2 separate regions of the Homo sapiens genome follow, and region 2 is linked to region 1. The links are chromatin loops, found by intact Hi-C in ENCODE. Cell type or tissue: heart right ventricle. All regions are shown on one strand. Links, peaks and the distances in the headings refer to the core of each region. The heading gives the core; the rest is flanking DNA.

What was found. A loop is a pair of places that touch in the nucleus more often than their neighbours do. Peaks named below come from ENCODE experiments on the same cell type or tissue, not always from the same donor. Only the 100,000 strongest peaks of a DNase experiment are listed, where the experiment ranks them.
Region 2: a loop joins it to region 1, with 11 times the contacts of the local background. A loop is called at or near these places in 11 of 110 quality-filtered maps.

Annotation. Positions count from the first base shown.
Region 1 is chr2:128,324,015-128,326,928 of GRCh38, reverse strand. No RefSeq gene overlaps it. Among named protein-coding and RNA genes, the nearest start is that of HS6ST1, 6.6 kb to the right of the region's middle. In heart right ventricle, for the core only: a CTCF peak has its summit at 1,120; a DNase peak (open chromatin) is centred at 1,078; H3K27ac peaks cover 1,383 bases.
Region 2 is chr2:129,395,793-129,398,706 of GRCh38, reverse strand. No RefSeq gene overlaps it. Among named protein-coding and RNA genes, the nearest start is that of LINC01854, 120 kb to the right of the region's middle. In heart right ventricle, for the core only: a CTCF peak has its summit at 1,303 (motif pointing right); no DNase peak of the experiment used is centred there.

The sequences.
Region 1 (2,914 bases), core at 123-2,622:
TGGTCAGGCTGGTCTCAAACTCCCAACCTCAGGTAATCCGCCCGCCTCGGCCTCCCAAAGTGCTGGGATTACAGGCGGGAGCCACTGCACCTGGTCAGATGTGCTTTTCTTCACGTTAAACTTTTTATTATAACTGTGGGTTTGCACGCAGTTGAGTTCCTTCACCAGTCTCCCCCAGTGGCAAGTGGCTAACATCCTGTGGAAATACAGCACAGTATTTCAAGCAGGCTATAACACGGGGACAGCAGCAACCTTGTTCAGATTTCCCCAGTTCTGCCTGCTCTCATTGGTGTGTGTGTGTTCAGTTCTGTACAACTTGATCACATTGTTTGAAATATGTGAATACACCCATCTCATTTGCATCTCCTGGTCCTGCCACCTCCCTCTTCTGCAGGAGGCATCTTTTTGCCTCAGGCGGCCTGGACTCTCAAGAATGAAAACTCGGCTTTAGAATTCCAAAACCAGGCTTTCTGAGTTTGCACCTGGCCCACGGGCTTGAAAGGCAGACTTTGTTGAGATGAGGATTTTGTAAATCTTTTATCTCTTAATATTTCAAGATAGGAGTAGATGTCCTGGAATACAGAGGTGTCTGTGAGGGGCTCTGTCTGCCCTTAGGAGCCTCTGGGTATAGGCTGCTCTGCAGGGCAGGCCCAGCAGGATAGACACGGTGGAGCAGAGGGGCTGAGTTTGTCCTTCCTGGGTTTCTCTGTGGCAGAAATAGAGCCCAGAGGCTTCTTATGCCTCAAATGGGGATGCAGAGCTTGACTGAGGTATGGGCAGGGGCAGGCTGGCCCCCCCATGGCCCACCGGGGCTGGGCTTTTCCCATGACAGCCAGGTCTGGGGGTTGTGGTAAGGCCCAGAGTCCTGCCAGCTGCAGGCCTGGTGCCTGTGCCCATGGCACGCCAAGCAGGCTCCATCAGCCTCCCTAGCTGGACAGTGGCCAGCTCACACCGGGGCCAGCCGCTGCCTATGAACCTCGCCCTTTGCTCTTGCTTTGGGGCCCTCTGGGACTCCCAAAGAATTCAGATCTCGGAAGACCACACATTCTCTTGGGGTGTGTGAGTAGGGACCAAGCAGCCTTGAGACAGGGCCCGAGGGTGACCTGAAGCTAGAAAGCAGAGGGCAGCACTAGCAGGGAAAGCCTGTGTTGTCCTGGGTTGGCTTTTGGTGCTCCGCTGGAGAGGGCAGGCTGCAGCAGGGACAGGCACGTGCTGCCAGCCGTGGAAGCCGGAGACTCCGGGTAAGGGCAGGAATTGGCTCACTGTGCTACCCTCTCTACTTCTGTGTGAATTTAAACTCTTCGTAAACAAAAGTCAAGAAATCAAATAGAGCCTAACAATTATTGGATCAGACTGGGATTACAGGATGGAAGTAATACAGGTTTTCTCTGCCACACAGTGGGATGGGCTCTCAAGAAGATGGGAGCAGATAAAAAGAAAAAGCTATGATTGAGTTCTGGTCTGGACAAGGAGGTATAGACCCATTTCTCCAGCTCCCCTCTTCTAAGCTCAGCTACAAACCCTGGAAATGGCACCAGAGATAGAGTCAAAGGAGGGCGTGGAAAGATGGAAGAGGAAGGTAAGCGCGTCAAGACCCTAGGACAGGAGGAACAGCCCAGCAGCAGGGCACCTTACAACCCCACCCGGCAGGAGGACGTGGTCCAGGCCGGGCTGGGGGCTGGGGGCTAGGCTCTGCCCAGGAGCCCAGGACTTGGGTTTCTCCAAGGGCTGGGAGTCGGGAAATGGGAAGGTGGAGAGGACCCTCAACCAAGGCTCTCACCAGGGAGGGGACACTGTCCCCTTGGCCAAGTCACTATCCTCTGCTCAGCCTCAGCTCCCTGACCTGAGAAATGAGGGAATTATGCCCATAGGGCAGCCGAGAGCACTGAATACAATCATGCACAGAGGAGGCCAGCGCACAGGAGGGCCTGGCACACAGGAGAAGCCGAGTAGCTGGTTTTGAATATGCGGATGCTGATAGGGTGCTTCCCACAAATCGACAGTAGGAATACCTAGCCCTTGGCGTAGACAGGGCTGTGGAATAAGCGTTTGCTTGCTTATTGCTTACCATGACCCTATGAAGTAGGTCCCATTATTATCCTCACTTTACAGATGAGGAAACCAAGGCTCAGAGAGGTTAAGTAACTTGGTGAAGGCCACACAGCTGGTTAGACAGAGCTGGGGTGTGAACATAGCACCTTTACTCCTAATGATAATGTTTAACTTTGTTTTCCTACAACTGAGGCTGAGACCTTCCTCCTTGGCCCCCAGCCCAGGTGGTCCCTCCAGGGACCAGCCTGAGGGTAGGAGGAGTGTCCCAACCCCAGTCACCCAAAAGCCAAAGTCAAGGGCAAAACACGTACCAGGAGGCCCTCACCCGGCCCAAGGCTGGTCAAGACTGCATGGCAGTCACGACGGTATAGACGTGGGTGGCATTGGTGTGGACTCCCTTCTCCAGCCCCCTTACCTGAGGGGTGCCTCTCCCAGCCTCGCGGCCTCAGCTGAGCACCCACTGGCTCTGTGACCTTGGCAAGTGGCCTCATGTCCCTGGGGCTCAGCCTCCCCATCTGTAAGGAGAGGCCCACAGAGCTGCTGTTGGATTATAAGAGATGTGACTGACAAGGGCTCAGCACGCAGACCTTGCCCATAGGGTGATTATTGTTGTCAAAGACACAGCCTGAGGCCCTGGGTGGAGCACAGCCTCCAGCCCAGCAGGTGTGAGCCATACCCCATCCCGTCTGCTGACAGAAATGTGCCTCCCTCTTTTCTGCTGGCCTGAACAGCACCACAGCACTTGTCACCAGCCCAGGCCTTCAGCCAGGTGGACGACCTGGTGTACCACACACCCATGGTGTGACCCTGTCCCTGGATGCTCTGAGAATAGAGGAGATGCTGTTGCTGCCCCATAGGCCCT
Region 2 (2,914 bases), core at 291-2,790, 1.1 Mb before region 1:
TAAGCTGCAACAGTAAATGCAGAATCTCTGCTTAGTCAGCCCATATCAATAAGTTTGTTTTGATCCAACTTTGTGTTTCTTTCACCATTATCTCACACTCTCAACATCCATTCCCACACAGCTTCCCAAATGTCTGCCTATATAATTAGAAAAATTTGTTAGTTCTTTGATTGAAAAATCAAATAGGTGAGTATAATGCATCTCCTCATCTTTATGAGCCTGTTGGGACTTTAGTTGAATTGTAAGTCTAGAAGCAAGGAGGGGTGGATTGTCTTTCATGGCAGCTGCCTCAGGGGAGGACATTGCAGTTTCCTCAGGCAATGCAGAGGTAACACCCTCAGATGGGATAGAGGCACGGCTACCCCTGTGCGAGGGAGAACTCTTTTCCTGGGGATTAGGAGGCCTTTTCCAGTGGCAAAGAAGCCTCATCAGAATTTAGGGGCTCAATATCTCCAGCTTCATCAGGGCCTTCCCTCATGTCCCCATTTCAACTTACAGAATCCCTTTTTAAATTTTGCTTTAAATATACATATAAAGACTGTTGCGCTCTGCTCAACGTGCAGAAGGGAAGTCACTTTTTTTTCCTCCTAGACATTAAATTGTACCGGTCTGTCCTCCCTGGGAAAAAGCAATTTGGTATTAGTAGAAAAGCCTTTTGATACCTAGTACTATGTTTTATTTTACCACCAATTAAGCCCTTACTCTTGAGGGCCATAATGTAATGGCATTCCCCTGCAATGTTTTTCATCTCTTTTATTCTTGGACCATGTCAAACTGGGAGAAATTATAATTGATATAATTATTCTATTCAGTGTTTGGAATGCAAATAGAGAAGGACAGATTTGTTTCTTCAGTAACAGCAATGTTTTGCAATAGAAGGCTGTGGTTACTTGATATATTAAAGAAGACACGAGGAGAATGAACAGCAGTGCTGTCACAAAGTGAAGGAAGACACAGCAAAGTGAGGGGGCCAAATGGGAGGTTCTAGGCCTGGAGCTTGCAGACGTTTTGGACAATGGGACATTCACTATCTACTTTCTCTGAACCTTCAGTGTCCCCAGAGTCTACCCTGGAGAATGCTCAACTTGGGCATGTTCTGCTACCTCTCAAAGCTGCTGCCTTGGCTGTTACACATGGTGTCTACTTTCTTCTTCATCCTATTCTAATTCAGCCCCCATTCATTCAGTTCAGTTTTTTCAAGACACTCCCAGATGACAGGTAACTACTGAGTTCATATGTTTCCCTCTTCCTTCAAGAAAGCCATAGCATTGTAGAAGGGAACTCTGTCTCCTCTGGCCTGTAGGTGGCAGTGGGCTGCAGCATATGATGGCAATAGGTTTTGAGGGTGCACCTGGAAAAGGGAGTGTGACTTATCAGGATTGTCTCTAGTGCTGGCTGTGATGAAAGCTGCAGGGACCATGTTACACATTTGCCATCTCTGATGCGGTCCAACCCTCTTGTGTAAAGCTGGGTGTATGGATGCCAGTCACGCCAGTACCTGTGGATCTGCAGACTGCATTGCCATTCAGGCCTCCCTACTGTTCCTGAAACACAGCAAGCATAAGCTCAGCCCGAGGCATTGCCCCTACAGATCCTCCTGCCTGTTCTTTGCTCAAATATTAGTTTCAGAGAGGCTTTCATGAAGACTTGATTAAAAATAACACTGCCTTCCTTGCATATTTCTTCTCCATGTTACTAATCATTAACTAATCAATCTACTATTGACTTAGTGATGGTAATGAACTGTCTTCCTACCCAGCACACAGATCCTTGAGGTCAGTGGTATTTGTATCACATTTTCTCTGCTCTCTTCCCCGTGCTGGAAGATTGCCTGACACAGAGTCACCTCTCACTAAATAGCTGTTAAATAAAATAATAAATTGACTATTACACTTGCTTTTTGATGAACTTTCTCCTTTTATATTTTCCTTATTTTTTGCTATATTTCTGTTTTCCTTCTGCTACTTTCTTTGGGCTTTCTGACTTGGGCTTTATCTTCATCTGTTATATTAGGCATATTAATTGAATTTTCAAAACATTCTTTATCCATACTCATGAGGAGTCCTGGTAGGGTATTTTGTAGAATGCCCTCTGTTGGATTTTGTCTGCTGCTTTTCTCAAATCAGACTGGATTTGTATATGTATGTACATATTTATGGAAAGAAGACCAGAGAGGTACATCATATCAAGACTCCATTATTCCAACATGACCTATATCTATTACTGTTGATGTTGACCTTGACCACCTGGCTGAGAGTGTTTGTGAGGTTTCTCTACTCTAAAGTTACTCTTATTTTCCCCTTTTCCGTATTTCCATATTCCTTTGACAGGAAGCCACTACGAACAGCCCACATACTTTAGGGGAATATCTACATACAATTTTTGAAATTATTCTGCACAAGAGATTGGACTCTGCCCATACTTATTCAATAATTTCTTTATATGAGCATGGACTCATGGCTATTTATTTTATATTTTAAGCTAAAAATTTTATACTGCATTATTTATTGTGCTACTCTAATTGTTCCAGCTTTGACCACTGGGAACTCTTTCAGTTGGTTTCTGTGCTCCGTTGATATACTGTATCTGTGTGGGTTTATATGTTTTTGAGAACTTCTGGCATTACAAGATGCTCCAGACCCATATTGCATATTCCTGTATTGTATCAACCCTAGAAACAGCCATTTCTCCAAGGATCCCTGTTTTACTTTATAGGAGAATCACAGTATAAACCACACCTAGGGATTGGCTATGATCATTACTAGTGGGGTGTAGTTGCTTCTAGACCCTCTCAGTTGATCTAGCAAGGGAATTTCCGTGCATATACAACCCTGTGCACATACACACATCTACAAACATTTTTTTTTCTTAAATTATACTTTAGGTTTTGGAATACATGTGCAGAACGTGCAGG